Regions from separate parts of the Mus musculus genome. Here region 2 is linked to region 1. The links are chromatin loops, found by intact Hi-C in ENCODE. Cell type or tissue: heart. All regions are shown on one strand.

Region 1 (8,000 bases):
AGCTTAAGCCATTTTATATTTTTGTCACTTATTTTCAAGTCTAAAATTAGATTTGTTTCCTTGAACCTATAAACTGGAAGCATTTAGGCTAATTAACATTGAAGCTATGTAGGGATATATATTTATCTCCCAGTGAAGCAATAAACCAAAAGTTATTTGAGATGAAAAGCAAATAAATAAAAAAGCTTATCTGAGAATTCATTCCTCTGGTGGTTAAGCTTTCTTCTTCTTCTTCTTCTTCTTCTTCTTCTTCTTCTTCTTCTTCTTCTTCTTCTTCTTCTTCTTCTTCTTCTTCTTCTTCTTCCTCCTCCTCCTCCTCCTCTTCCTCCTCTTCTTCCTCCTCTTCTTCCTCCTCTTCTTCTTCCTCCTCCCCCTCTTCCTCCCCCTTGTTCCTCTTCCTCCTTCTCATTCCTCCTCCTTTCTTTCTTTTCCAGTCACGGTAAAGGAAATTTTACTTCTAACTTTAACTGTGTTGCCAAGTAGATTTGGAAAAGGATGTTTCTGTCCTGCATGTAGCAGCTGTGCTTACTGGTTTTATAATCTGTAATCTCTAATTGTGCTTCTATTTTAATGTCCGTGTGCCTGAAGCGCAGGGTTCTTTTCGACTGTTCAGACACAACTATTTAAAATTGAGAAGAGAGGTTCTGCCATAAGTATTCTCCTCATCTCTGAGGTTTTCTTCTCGATGTGATGAGGTGAAATACTTCTTCAAGCCTCCTGCAAGCTCTCCTTGCATTGCTTTGCTTATGTAAACTTTCAAATGCGCTGTAGATGGGCGAGCATGTAAAACTCTATACAGATTTTGTCTGACTTTGCATTATTGTTAAGTCAGCGAGGATCCTAATGGACCACAGAGGATGAGACAACAAGAATCAAATCAATAGATACAAAAGGCAGACTTGCATAAATTAGCACTCTAATAGGGAAAGATAAATATGTATTCTCGTTCATCTTTCAAGTCATACGCGCTATTGAGAAAGGGTCTAACAGATAGCACCCTGATTTATTTTCAGCTTTGTTCAAGGGTGCAGAAGTGGGAAGCTGCAAGTAAATTGAGCATTGAGGAGAGTGCTCTGAGCTGCTGGCATTAGATCGATGTATCAAATACAGTGTGTAGAACTCAGCATGATATGTCCACATGGGAGATTCTATTGTCAGTGTTCCTTATAGAAATATGAACACTCAACAGAGCTCTCTGGAGGGCCTGGCTCCATGACTAGAATGTGCCGTGGTGAAATGAGGCTCAGATCTTCACATTTGGATACTAGGAGGGAGCTATACCTTCATACCGAATCTACTGAGGAAACAGCGGGGAGGATTTTTCTGATATTGAATGGGGGGTCAGGGGGTGATGTTTCTAGAACCAGGGAAGTCACTGATCACCTGCTGAACTACATAGCAGTTTCAGTAACTATCACTACCAGCTCAACTCAAGGCCTGCATAGCGTATGATAACAAGGTGCTGCGTTCCCCAGCATCCCAGTTCTGTTGGGTGCCTTTCAGGGTACAGTGGCTTTAGCACAGATATCCTAAGTGCCAGGCTTCCAATCACAACGTGACTAGTGAACTCAGAACATCTGCTGTCACTTTGTCTATCCCTTCCATTACCTTGTTTGCACATCTATCCACCCCAAAGCAGCTGGGTATAGAAAGGGCTGCCAGCTAATCTTCATTGCCTTTGTATAAAAGGCAGAAAAGTGGGGCATGGATCTGCCATCTTACATGGGCAGCTTCCAGCCCTGGGTCATCTGAGTTGTTGGTTGATTCAGTGTAGGGCGGCAAGCTACGTGCTAATGGTTTTAAGCTGGCACTTCTCCAGAAATCTCACATACAGATGAGAGAACCCTGCTCCTCAGGGAGACTTTGGATGTCCTCTTTCATGATACTAGAATACTCTGGCTTGAGTAGCTATTTTTAAAGATGTGTATGAAATTCAGGGGGGATGGGTTGGCATTTTGGTTTTTGTTTTTTTTTTTTCCCTTTGATTTTACTTGGGGAAACTTTCACTATTCAGGGCGTCTTCTAGAAATTCTGTTGTAGGGAAAACACTATTTGTACTATTGTAAGGAAAAAAAATAATTAATTTGTCCATGTTGTTTTGATCCCAGTAAATGAAAAAGGAATAAAGAAAATCACGACTGCCAAGTATCAGCACTTCTTATCTCTTTCTTTGCATATTTTAAAAATAGATCTTTCCTTCGCTCCCTTCCATTATGCTTAACTGTGGCCAGCGCTTTATGGTCTTATTATATAGCTTGGTTTCATTAGGGCAATGAAAATGGTATTGAACAACAGCAATAATATAATGCAGGGAAACAGTTTGTAATTCAGTTGGAAATTGCTAATGCAGCAGACAGTCGATAACACAATCAGCTTGACTTTCGTAGGAAAACAGGAGTTCAATCTCTGCTCTCCTAGACACTCTTCTCAGAGGGCAGGGCTGTGGGAATGCCCACACACGCGCCCACACACACACACGCACACGCACACGCACGTGCACTGGGATGCCCCTGAAAAGGGAAGTCCTTTATGAATCAAATCTGGACTGCTACCTAAATTTCTGGGAAGCAACACTATGTAAGACTGAAATTCTCCCTGAAGGGTTTTCAAAGGAGATGTTACATACTTTGTAGTCTGAAGCCAACATCTGTATGGCAGGGTCCCTCAGAACACATCCACTTGTATATCTCACTATTGTCTTGGTGGAGAAGCAAGGTTCTAAGGTAATTGCACTGACTAGGGAGTATCAAGGGGAAATAAGCAGGCTCCCTGTTGGCGGACTTGCACCATGTGTGATTTGTGCATGCATGCACTTGTAAATCCTGGGGGCTAAGAGCATTAAGTATGAGTAGTGTCCAGAACAGAAAGGAGAGTAACCTGGGAAAAGGGTGAGGTGGAGGGAAGCAGGATATGTGTGTATGTGGTATAATGGCATTTTAATTTAAAAATTTTTTTTAAATTTAAAATAAAATAAAACTGTTATTTTAAAGACCTCTTACTGCTTTTTCTCTACTAGCTCAGTTGTGACAGTTGAGTCAAAAAGAATGTTAAAGTCACATTTGGGAGGAGCTCGGTGTACGTGGTAATTACGTAGCTGTGAACACAGTGCTGGGATTCCTATTTAGCCGTGCTTGAAGATGCTGTGTCCTAACTTACCAGTAAGAAAGCCAGGAGAGATATGTCCACTTTGGGGTGGTCTGATAAATTTTCTAGTCCTTCGAACCAGCGCAGTCTCCTCCAACACAGCCTCCTCCTATGGAGTATAACTTTTTAAGTACCCTGTCTGGGAATGACAGTATTTCATGTTTTCACTTACTTCTGAATATCATCAGCCATGAATTTCGGTTTGGTTTGGTTGGTTTAGCTTTTGATTTGTCTGACACAGGGTTTCTCTATGTAACCGTCCTGGAACTCATAGACCAGGCTGGCCTCGAACTCACAGAGATTCACCTGCCTCTGCTTCCCATGTACTGAGATTAAAGGCGTGCACCACCATGCCGGGCGATATCCATCTTCTTTAGACATAGTATATGTTGAAGCCACCACTCTGATTTGAAATGTTAACAAAGCTAAATTTGATGTTCTATTAGAAGTGATTCACACATAGAACTCTATGTTTCTAGCTTTAGTACCAGAAATATTTACTAAAATAAAACAAAAACACTATGTGCTCCTAGATGCCTTAAATTTTCCATTCACTTCCTCCGAGTGGGTTAGGATAGCTTGAAACTTTTGAAAATCCAACACTGTAAGGGGAAGTTACTTTGTTTTCCAGATCAAGAAGCATATTGCATGGCCTGTCAGCCAGGACAGGCCCTCATAGCTCACATGCGCCAGGTTGGGCTTGATGGTACCAACTGTGGATGCTGCCCTTCATCCATCCTGTGGAGTGTGGTTTTTTGGTACCCACCTGGTCAGCGTATGCGACATGATACTCTTACTAGTTATGGCTAGTATACCACCGGAACCAGCACTTTTAGGGACCATGACATTCTGCCTTTCTTATTGTCTTTGGGCATATCTTAGCTCTTTCCTATTGTGGATTTTGTTGGCGGATAAGGTATTTCCCCCTGCACTTGTAAATCTGATTCTCCAAAGTGCATCCCCTGCTTACTTGCACCCGATTTCTCTGAGGTAGGGTTGAAGGGTGTATTTTATATTTAATTTTTAGGGTAGACAAAAAAACCCCTACAGGTTCCTTTTAGCATATAAAAATGGGTTACGATTTTAATTAAGTATTTGGCATGTACGAGGTAGGAAGCAGATGTTGAATTAAAACGTCAACAAATGGAATTGGCCTTTTCTGTAAATAATTCGAATAGCGAGCTATAGTCATATTTATCGGATGTTGGGCATAGATTTCTGTGTGTTAAGTTCTTAGCAGCTAACACAGGTTTCATAAACGCATTTACTGTTTGTGACTGAGCTCATCAGTGCCCAGTTTGTGACTGGCCCTAGCTCACTTTTTTTTTGTTTGGTTTTGTTTTCTCTCTCATAGAAGAAAGAATGTGTTGAGTAGCAATAAAATGTTAATGTGCATGTGGTGGGGTTTTGGGGTCTGCGATTGTCCAGCTGAGTGCTGAGGAAAGCCAGTTGTGACCCTTTCTTCTCGAAGCTCCTGGCGCTGACTTGTCAGCCGGTATGGACTGCCCGTTATCACCATGTCATTTCACCAACCTTGTATCTCATGTCCTTTGAAACTCGGGGGCCTGGACAAGTGGCTTATTCAAAGCTTGTAGCAAGCTGTTCCAAAACTTCTGGGAGTTCAAGAGGAAGGTCACATTCTATTGCTTTGAACCACAGTTTTGAAAGTGTATCTTTGAAAGTCGTGTTTATTAAAATGAAGAGTTGGAGAAAAACACCAGCTAGCCTCAGTCACTGAGATAAACGGGATTCAGGTAGGGAGAGCTGTTATAGTACATGAGGATTCCCCAAAGTGCTTGGAGCTGTTTCTCAGAAATAAATCATGAACTGTTTGTCTCTTCACCTCCCCTTACATTTGCTTGGGATAGAGCAATCCGTTTCTTATTTTAAATGTTGGGTTATTCTTGCTTATAGCGTTCTGTGGCCCAGGCTATAAAAGTAAATATAGGAGTCAGCTGTATGAATGAATATCCTTTTAATAACTTCAGGGAATAAATAATAATAATAGTGCAAACCCACGTTTATGTGATGACCTATAGTACTCTGTTCCCCCGTTTTAAGCCACAGGCTATCTGCCAACATGTACATTAAATGGTAATTTCCTATGTTCTGATATTAAGAAGTACCTTGTGGTTTGTTGTGTTGCTAAGACACATTTACTATAAATTTTGAAGGGTGCTATCATATTCTATTTTAATTTGCAGGGTCAAGGAGGAGAAAATGGAGTAGTGACTTTTCTATAACACCTCCATTCGGTCTGTCTCTAAGAGAAAGCTCAGCTGAAACCTTAGGACAGCAAGGTTGCTGGGTGACAGCACAGTCGCTTTTGTAGTTCTGTAAGTTAAATTCAGAGGTGAAACTATCCTTGTTTAGGAAAATAGAGGGTCTTCTGTGTCTGGAACAGCTCATAGATTTTTAGGCAGCTCTGTATGCAGGGTGCTATTGTGTGTGCCAACAGTGGTTTAAGGCTACCCTCTTCCCTTTCCTCTCAGTCCCCTCTTCCCTAAGCATTTTCGGTCATTCTTTATTGCATCCATCAACTTACTACCCATTATTTCTTCTTATAGTCACCGATAGCATTATAATTTGTAACCACTCTACTTTCTTTTATGTTTAAGACCCAGTATTACCCAGGCTACTGTTACAAACTACAATAGATTTGACAAGTTAAGTAATAAAGTAACATTTATTTTCTGGAGGCAGAAGGTCTGATATCAAGACCCAGCAGGGTTGGTTAGGGATATCTAAATGGCTTATGATCAGCTCCCTTCTCAAGGAATCTTCCCATGACCAACAGAGGAGCCATCTGATACTCCCTGTTAAAAGGGTATTAATTCTATTGGATAAGGGCTCTGCCTTTACAACGCCTTTAACTTAATTATTCTCATAAAGACCCTGTCTCAAATACATTCATGTAGAGGTTTAGACCATCAATGTAAGTCATCTAGGCATGGAGATACATTAAGTGTATAATATAGCAAATATGGAAGGGGAAAAAAAAAACCCTGTGTCTTAAGTGGACTGCAGACCACGATGGGTGCTTTGTAACAGGTTGATACACTTCAAACTGCTGCTTGTTTTACAGACAGCATGCTCTGGTGGCGATAGTTTTAGGGAAGAGCTTAAGAAATCCCAAGATAAAAACTGGGGGGTGCCTGTTTACCTGCCGGCCTTCAAGGCAATGGCCTAGATTGCTGGGGGAGGTGTAGAAGGAGATGTTTCTAAACCTCCAGCATTGTGTCCTGGTGGAGACTAAGGACAATGGATTAATTCTGGCCCACAGTCCCAGAGATCGGAGTCACTGCCTGGTGGTGACTGGTAGGATGCTGGAGAGATTCGATTTCCTCTCCTCACTCTCGGTTAAGCCTCGGAGAGCCTGGATGCCAGGCAGCTTCTGTTCTCCACATCTCTCTGCACCGAAACCCTGCCAACCTCGGTCCTGACCTGAGCAGACAGGAGCCTCCAGACCCAAAGATCCTCTGGATTGCCAGCTTCTGGTTGCCGGGGACACAACTCAGAAGAGAACAGTGGTTGGCAGAGGCTGAAAGGAGTCTTGGGTGTTCCTGCCAGTGTGAGAGGCGGCTGCAGGGTTTTGTGAAGCAGACTGCTGAACCCTCTCAAATAGAGGCACCCAGTGCCGCTCAGCTGTGTAATTGGGATGGAAATGGGCCAATGAGAGGCAGCAGTTTGTGCTTAACCTTTTGGGAGTCTTGTTCCAGGAGACTTGGGGGGGGGGGACAACATTACAAATAATAAGCTTCTCTGCCTGATTTGTAATGAATTAGTAATAAACGGCCCAGTGCTGTACAAAAGTCTGCCGATTACAGAGCAGCCTCGGCTAAGAGCGCGGGACCACATCTTATTTTGATCAGCTGTAGCATAGCAAAGACATGTAATTATCATAATCTAACAATTAGCTTGGCATCACTTTCCAGTGTTTAATTACCCCGATAAATGGTAATTGAATAGAGGACTTAATGACAAGAGAGAAACTTTCATTCTGCCTTAGGTGCTTAAGTTGCCTCCTCGGCTAGGCATAATTTTCTAGCGTTGCTTGAACAACAGTCCTGATTATCATTTTCTCTTTTGCAGTCTGCCGTTATTTGGTTTCATGATCTTGACCTTTTTTTTATATATGTGTGCATATATATATATATATATATATAGTCCCTGTATGAAATTTCTAGAAGAGTTTATTGGTATGAGGTGTGTATACACACACACACACACACACACACACACACACACACACACACACACACAGGATCCAGAAGATCATTACATGCTTTACAAATCACCTTGTTTTCAGCTAAAGTTTCCCTCCTTTGGGCACCCATCAAAGTGTAGATACTCAGCCAGTGGTTGGGGTTACTGACAATAGATGCTGCAGCATCAAGGAGATGGGTGGATAAAAGACTGATAGGCACACCCAGCCTCCCCCCCGCCCCCAAACCTACCCATTTCCTTTGGATGGATTCAATACTTTTTATGACGACAGTGAACATCTAATTTCTTGACATTCCAAATTTTGTCTCCTTTCCCTTCTTAACCTGATTCCTAGTCAGATTTTTATGCAGCTACTCAAAGGTCTTAAGTGGTCCACGAACCTCGCCACCTCTTGCACACCATCTCGCCTAGTGAAGACATGGACCTGTGTTCTACAAACTGAAGTTCTCTATGAGCTGATATTACTATTGTCACTCCTTGGCACGCACGTTCCCTTTTGGCTGATATGGGTCAAAGTAAAAAATAGGCCTAAAACGTAGATAGTTTTCCTTTCTTCCTGCCTGTTATGTCTTGCTTGCTTAGCCATGAATTCATATAGACCAATTCCACATGAATTCATATAGGCCAAT
Region 2 (8,000 bases), 96 kb before region 1:
GGAGACTTAATAGAAACGCACAATCTACTTAATGTTTTCCTTAATGCCTCGCAGCTGACGCCACCAAAACTGTCTTGCTGAGGGTAAGCACTAATCAGGTTTTTGATTGCCCAGCCTGCAACCAGTCTGGTACGGTAGGCTTCTTATATGCTCTTGAACAAGGTTGAGTGTGTCACTGTAACACTTCAGGCTTACACTCACAACCACTCTCCAGAGTGGGGCGTGGTGGCACAGGCCTTTAATTCCAGCACTTGGGAGGCAGAGGCAGGCGGATTTCTGAGTTCGATGCCAACCTGGTCTACAAAGTGAGTTCCAGGACAGCCAGGGCTACACAGAGAAACCCTGTCTCGAAAAAATAAAAACAAACAAACAAAAAACAAAACAAAAAAACCCAACCACTATCTGGGAGAGCATTGATGCCAGAAGACTTGGAGGGTTCTGTGTGACATCACAATGCTCATGTGTGGCTTGGGGGTGGGAGGAAGGGAGGTCTGTTGTAGGGATGAACGTATAAGGACAGCTGAAAACCCATCGCTCTTTAGGGGGCTGCCTCTCTCAGAATGTGGAGTTTGTGTTCTGTCTTGCCTCAGAGACCTTCCTCTGGGGCCTGGAGGGAGTTGTATCTCCTGGTTTTTTGTACTGCAGTCTAGTGCTCAGGCAGGCCCTTTACACGGTATGCCCATGAGCTCTGTGCACACTCAGAGGATGAAGCTCTAAGAAGTAACGCAGAGAGCTACTTCTTCTGTGGTTGATTAAAACAGTCTGCTTACTGCTTGCTTATCAGCCTGCGCCTTTCCGGGTGAGTCCTTTGCTGCTCCTCACGTCTACCCACCATGGCAGAGCACGCAGAGGATGGTATACATGCAGTGCCCTGTGCTTGCTTAGCCCTTCGGAAATACCAATGCATCACTACATAGGCCCTACAAGGGACCATTCACTGGCACACTAGAGCCTTACAATTTACCCAGTGTTCCCTGCTATGGAAGCAGCCCCGTGACTGCATCTCAAAACAAAAAGAGCTCCACAATATGGTCTCATAGTTGTTAATAAAAAAATAACTGCTTGGTGACAGGAAAGGCATGTGGTAGATTTTTAAGATGCATGGCCACATGACCACGGCCACAGTATTTCAGGTTTTTTTTTTTTTTTTTTTTTTTTTTTTTTTTTTTTATAATCCCACTTCAGAGCAGGAGGAGAAAGACAGGCCTCAGAAAAACCTCCAACCTGATACCCATTTGATGAGGTGTTTCCGCCCTCTCCAGCTTCCTGTTTCGTTGCTTGCCTTGGAGACCTCGGAAGACAGTGGTGACAAAATGGAATCAGAGCTGCCTGAGATCTTTTTAATGCACTGCTTTGGACACAGTACATATGCTGTGCAAATAAGTACAAAATTAGTGTTCCTGTTGGAAGCATTTGGTGAGAATGAGTGATTTGTCTTGCTTATGAAAGGTGCATACATTTCCACTCCTCGCTGTTTATCAGCCGGCTTCTTTCTGCTTATGGATTCAGAGACGGAAGACATCATTTGTCAGAGCCCAAGTGCGTGTGCTAAAGATGGCCAGACTGATCGGTGAGGACTGATCGGGGCAGCCAGGCAGTGCTAAGAGCAGGGCCTCTACAAATTGTATTATCTTTTGAGGCTGCTGGCCACTTGCTTTTCTGTACTGCAGGAAAAGGGAGAGGTGCCTTTTCTACTTTCCATTTCAGTAAAAGGGAAAAAAAAATGTGACCACTTTTGGTGCAGCTAAATGGAAATGGAAAACAGCCCAATCTCTCTGGGTAGTGAAATCTACTAAAACCACATTTTTTTCCCCCTTCCAAAGTCCACACACACACTCTCTCTCTCTCCTCTTCTGATTGCAAGTTTATTTGATGCTGGATTTCAATTAGAAACAAAACACTAATGTCAGGATTTCAGGAGCGCCATTTCCTCTGTTGTCAAACTGCTACAGTCAGAATTTTCTCTTGGTTCATAGAAATAATTCCCTCTAGAGTGTTAGAAGGCAAGAGACAGCGTCTTGCTGGGGGAACTAATGGTTTTCTGAGTTTGACTTGCTTTTCAGTCTGTGCAAAAGGCCTGTTGAAGCCGAGTTGATTGCAGAGCCGTCAAAGCCCTCCTTTCCAACAGAACTCCTTTGCACTTGTGTCCTGTTGAAAATTACTGTCCGATGCTGGAAGATTGAGGAGCTAAACTCAAGCTAACGAGGACCTTCCTCGTGGCTTTCCCACCATGGGTTTTTGACCCTGGCCTGAAGTAATTAACCATCTAGGAGCGCATCGGTTCGCTAAGGGCACCAGGAGAAAGAAACAGATCGCCACCCTTGGGTAATGAGTGGATGCGAGTGTGAAAGCAGAGCAGCTTGCCTCAAAGCAGGGCCGGGGCTCTCTGCTAAGCCCTCCGTGCTCCCGTCGCCCCTGTCTTGCCTCTACAGTCTTCCGGTGAATACATTCCTCCAGGTGATTTCTTTTTAATCAAGTCGGCAGAAAGACAATTTCAAACCCAGTCTACTGAACATCTAAATCGTCAAAAAGTCCTGCATGTGTTTTTGAAAAATGTGGCCTCTAGCTCTGTTCACAGCTGGCTTACAGCCGATAGCACTGAACCAACACAGGGTTTTGTGCCCAGCCCTGATTATGTCTTCCAGTAAGTTGGAGGTTCGGTGTGTAATTTCCTCAGTAAGCTGAGGTCTAGGCAGGGCTTTGGAATGCATGTTTGACTGTCCTCCCCTTTTAGACGTCGTCGTTCGGTTTCTGGTCGGCGGCTTTAAAAAAAAAAATTGTGTCACGTGGCCCTAGAGACCATATCACATTGTGGAGATGTGGTCAGCAGAGATGGTCGTCTTTTGTTCCTTTTCACATACCCGAAAATGGAGAATGTTCGTCCCTTTGTGTTTAGACCTAGCATAATCAAATGTCTTAGTCGCTACCAGTTTGTGCCTGAAATCCCAGCTGTCCAGAGGCTGAAGCAGGAAGATCCCAGTTGGAGGTCTGCTGGGGACCACACAGGGAGGTCAAAACAAGCTTGCGGGAGCTTTCTAAGACCCTGTTGCAACATAGAAAGGATGTATCTCCGTAAAAGGGTACTCGTACAGTTAGCATGCCTTAGGCTCTAGGTTCAGTCCTGAGTACGAGGGGGACAAAGGAAAAAAATTAAGATGTGTGTTTGCTGCCCTCAAGGCCGTGGCGAGGCATGTAAATTCCATGTGACATGCTGAGTGCTGTAGCTGGGTCAATTCAGGATCACATTGGACAAGCAGCTGTTCTGGAGCAGCCTGGGCTGTTTATGTCTCTTCGTATTGTTCAAGTCAAAGAGGCACTGAAGTAATTTTTGGGAGCTCGCAACACTGCCATGTTGGCCGTTGAGTAATAGGAAGCTCAGGGTCATATTTTTATTTCTGGGCAGAGTAGCTCTGATTCCGTCTTGCTTCTCATCCTCTAGTAACACTGCGGTTCTGTCTGGTCCCCAGGTGTTCAGGGACATTACACACTCTGGGTGACAGCTCTGGATGTTTTGAACATGGACCCAGAAGAGATTTGAAAGCTCTGTTGAGCTGAGCCCAGCATCTCTTTGGAGTGTTTTAAGTAGCAAACGCCACACACCTCACACACTGACTGGGAGCTGGCTGTCTCAGAACTGATTGAGCCCCAGCAAGTGCTCTTGGGGAGGGCGATCCTGATTGCCCATTTTCTCTGTTTCCTAAAGGGTCTTAATTGCTTTCGTAAGAGGCCTCTATTCAACGCCGCCTCCCTCCTACCACAGGTGATTCACTCAGTAACAAGGGTTAGATTACCCAGATGTCAGGACCCCCACAGATATAATGGACTTCTCTCCAGGGGCCACCTGACAACCCTCTCTCTCTGTCATACACCTTTACTGCCCAGAAGCCCAGCCTCTTGGATGAGACCCCAGATCACTACCCTAGAAGGGAGTAAAGGGGATACTGCGTTTTTTATAGCTCTGCGTTTTTTGATTTTACATTTAAAAAAAAATTCAGAGTCTGTAGGATGTGTGGGATGCTCGTATGTTAGGTATTCTTAGACCCATTTTAAAACATTAAATATTAAAATAGACACAGGATAGTGTCACCAAGATTGATATTTAGGGTATCGCAGGTAGAATTGTAATTTACATCTTGGCTTAATGGAGTCTGAGGAAAGGAGGTTAAAGTTAGGCATATTCTTCTCTTTGTTATTCTTTCTGCTACTCTGGGATTTTCTTTAAAGTCGAGATGGCTTTGGAAAATTGTATATTCTCTATTTAAAGTTTATTTGATCATAGCACCTCCATGACAATAGTAAGTAAATAGAAAACAGCCAAATTAAAAAGAACGGAGAAAATAAAGCATTTAAATAGCTTGCCCTTACCCAGTTGTTCTTTCTGTGATTTATTCCCCCCCTGAGTGAAGAAAATAACTTCCCCCTCATTTCCATCAAGTCGTGAGGATAAAGGTAGGGGTAGAAAAGCATTGTCATATTTGAAAAAAGAAATGATTGACAGTGTCACTTAAATTCAAATGTCTCCTTAAAATAAATATAAAAAGGCCTTTGAAGGAGTTGCTTTGAAAATCCTTTAAAAAAAAAAGAAAAAAGAAAGAAAAAAGTGGAGTCCTCAACTTTTCTTCCTTCCTACTTTCTTTGACTGCTGACAGAGTTTAGCTCCCACCAGAGTGGAGGGTCTCTGGGAATGTCCATCCTATGTAGATCAATGACGTGCAGCCGGCCCACAGCCTTGTCCAGGTGGAGACTGAAGCATGTAGGTCTTTCCACACTGGGCCGCTTCCTCTTCTTGGGGTCACTGGGTTGTGCTGATAGACTGTGGGTCCTAAGTAGGGCCCCAGGCTGTCATTTTTATTTTAGCCCATGCCTTTCCACATATTTTAGCTTAGAACAAGTAAGCCTGTATGCTGCCGGTTGAGGTAAGACAAGCCTTTTTTACTTCCTCTCTGGCGATTAAAAATACCTCCCATAATCACACTGATACTACAACTGAGATTAGATACACTTTCCTAACCAGGCATTGTGAAAGTTGCCAGGGTTTCTTGGTACTTGGTGTTGTAAGATGCCAGCCCAGAGGCCTGCGTCAGGATGGCTGATAGTAAGGTAGATAGATAGTTTTCCCACCCCTGGGGCACACATGAGTCACCTTAAAGTAGATAGATAGTTTTCCCACCCCAGGGCACACATGAGTCACCTTGGCCTGTGGAGAAGGCATGGCCTTCTTCACAGCCTTTCCCACCCTGTTCATATAGACACTGCAGATTTAATAAGCCCAGGGCGTTATATCTGCACCCTCTGCAGAAGCCACCGTTCTTGTTGCTGTGCCTGGGAGTCTGATGTCACTGTATCTGCAAAGGACAGACCTTGGATCTATCTTTTCTTCTCCATCTTGTACTAATTTGATACTCGCTGTACTGTTCCTGTCCCTGGGGAATCCTAGCTGTGCCCACAGGACCAGAGCAAATAGGGCTAGACCAGAAAGGACTTTATGCCCTCTCTGGCAATGTCCTTTCAGTATGGCATCAGAGAAACAAAGCCTGAGTCTGAGACTTTCGACTTTTTATTTTTTATTTATTTTTTTTGTAAACAGCCTCTTAATACTAAGCATTTCAAAAAATAGACAAGGAAAACATGCTATCATATGTATGTTTCCTCCTCAAACTAGGACCCATATTAACTCTGAACCCATTGAAACTAGCAGGGTTGCAGATCATTAGATTTTAACGAAATGTCAGTATTTTCCTCCAAAGTTAACTTTTCTTGAATAGTTTCCATGTTAACTTTTTCTAAACACATTGCTTCTATTGAGAAGCAATGCTCAGTAACTTGTAGCCGTTAAATGGCTATTTACTCTTTACCAAGTACTTAAAAGGTAAACAATAATTTAAGAATCTTACTATACTTGTATAGCAAAGAAATTAATGTTCTTTGAGACAGGGTTTTTCTGTGTGGCCCTGGCTATACTAGAACTCACTCTGTAGACGAGGCTGTCTTTGAACTCAAGAGTTCCACCTGCCTCTGCCTCCTAAGTACTGGGATAAAAGGTGTGTGCTACCACTGTCCAGCTGTCCTAAAGTATAACTCATGTCTTTCCCTACCCTCTTATCAAGTACAGTGTCCTTAGCATCTAAGGAAATAGATTCTACCTTCTTCGTACCCTTCACTGACTGGACCTGATGTTGAAGTGTGTCTGCCTTATCCTGGCATTTGTGTGTGCACAAGCATGAAATTTGCCTGCCAGGCAAAAAAGCCCACTACCCTCTGTCTATGAGCCACATCTCATGTCAGTGCCATACTAGGAACTGATAGTAACTGTAATCTAGCTTATTTTGTATTACTCATAAATACTGTCGGAGCATTGTGCTTTCATTGCCACTTTTAGAGATATAGATGTCGATTACATTTTCTGATCTTAAAATTCATCACTTGTAACCTGTGTGTAGCAGTCTATATTTGGTTGTGAGCCTAGCCTTTAACAGCAGAGCCAGCTCTCCAGCCCTATTTATAGCATTGTAATGTGTTAAAGTAAAATACTGACTCATAGATGATTGCTATTAGTGCTTTCTTGCTTCAACTTTCAATATTTTTTTCTATGTACATGTAAGAGCTGTGGTTTATTGCATAATTTTTTCTACAACCTATAATCCTATGATATCTACAATAATTTTCTCACTTTTTACTGTTATTTTTATCTATCATTTGAATTCTTATCAAGTTAATACTTTTAAAATATAAACCAGTGACATTGATCATGCATGCCTGTGATCATTGCACTGGGGAGGCAGAGGCAGGAAGAGCAGAAGTTAAAGGCTCTCTTGACTGCATTGTGACCTTGAAGCCAACCTAGGCTACATGAGAGTCTGTTGAATATTTTTAATGTATATTAAACTTTGGTAAAGTTCTTACAGACTTTCATTGCTGAATGATTTAGGATACTGAGTTATTTTTCACTAGCTTTAATAATTTACAGCAACCAATGGCTGTCTGTCTATACTTTGTTGATTAATGGATATTTTTTCATGTGTGTGTGTTAGATTGTGTGTTTTTTCAGTTTGTGTGTATCCTTTGTAAGACTATTTTCATGGAATTACTGTAACCCTTTAATGAATAATCAGTCATTTCCGTGATATTACCTTCTTTTTCATGAGATATTTTCCCCCTTTCTGAATATGTGAAAGAATAAATAGCATTCTTTTTATATGATATTCCTTTCCATCCTAGCAGACTTACATAAACAAGTTTGTCGTGCATTCTTAATCTTGTTTTAGACTACACTTTGGAATAGCTATTTTGTGCTGCTTCTGTTTTGACCATGTGGTTGCTTGTGGGCATACTTATGTAAGTTCCTAAAACTTGAGAGTTATACGCACTTTGCGTTTTCTCTGTCTGCTCGACAACTCTAGCTGCCTCCCTCCTCTTCCCCAGGGTAGATTCTTGTCTCCCTTGGACCCATCTGTCAGGTCATTCATCTGAGGAGTTAGCATGCCCTCCCTTTCTCAGAATCATCCAGAGCTAAGAATTGGTGGCTATGGAAAAGCTGGTGGCTTATCATCTTGATTCCTGTATATAGCATGACAAACAGAGCGCTTGGGTAAAAAAGTGGTTTCAACAGCCCATTCTGACATATGGGTCTCCCACCTCTGCATCCCTCAAGGATTCCTCTCCATCTGTCTTTCTTTCTTCTAACCAGAAAGTTCTCCTTTAGTGGCAAGAGGACTGGTCAGAGTCCAGTGTTATATATAATCCTCCCGCTCCCCTTCGATGTCACTTCCTGCATGGTCTTCATGCTGGTAGTCACTGGCCACAGATTAAAAGCATTATCAGTTACCAGGCTACAGCTAACACTGTCTACTGATTTATGCCTTTACGTTCAAAGGAGAAGGGAATCCTTTGTGTGCAGTGAGTTGGGAGAAACCTTTTCTGTCCCATCTACTTCATGAATTGTATCTATCTCTTCGTAGCATCACAAACTGATTAGTCTGTGGCCTTAAGCAGAGTGGGCA

Evidence for each region. Peaks named below come from ENCODE experiments on the same cell type or tissue, not always from the same donor. Only the 100,000 strongest peaks of a DNase experiment are listed, where the experiment ranks them.
Region 2: a loop joins it to region 1, with 2.2 times the contacts of the local background. A loop is called at or near these places in 2 of 42 quality-filtered maps.

What each region holds. Positions count from the first base shown.
Region 1 is chr17:62,658,676-62,666,675 of GRCm38, reverse strand. All of the region lies in intron 1 of Efna5 (ephrin A5), which reads left to right. Among named protein-coding and RNA genes, the nearest start is that of Gm52303, 120 kb to the left of the region's middle. In heart, no CTCF peak of the experiment used is centred here; DNase peaks (open chromatin) are centred at 4,665 and 6,685; H3K27ac peaks cover 996 bases.
Region 2 is chr17:62,754,314-62,762,313 of GRCm38, reverse strand. The region is part of intron 1 of Efna5 (ephrin A5); the gene reads left to right. Among named protein-coding and RNA genes, the nearest start is that of Gm52303, 20 kb to the left of the region's middle. In heart, no CTCF peak of the experiment used is centred here; no DNase peak of the experiment used is centred here; H3K27ac peaks cover 1,631 bases.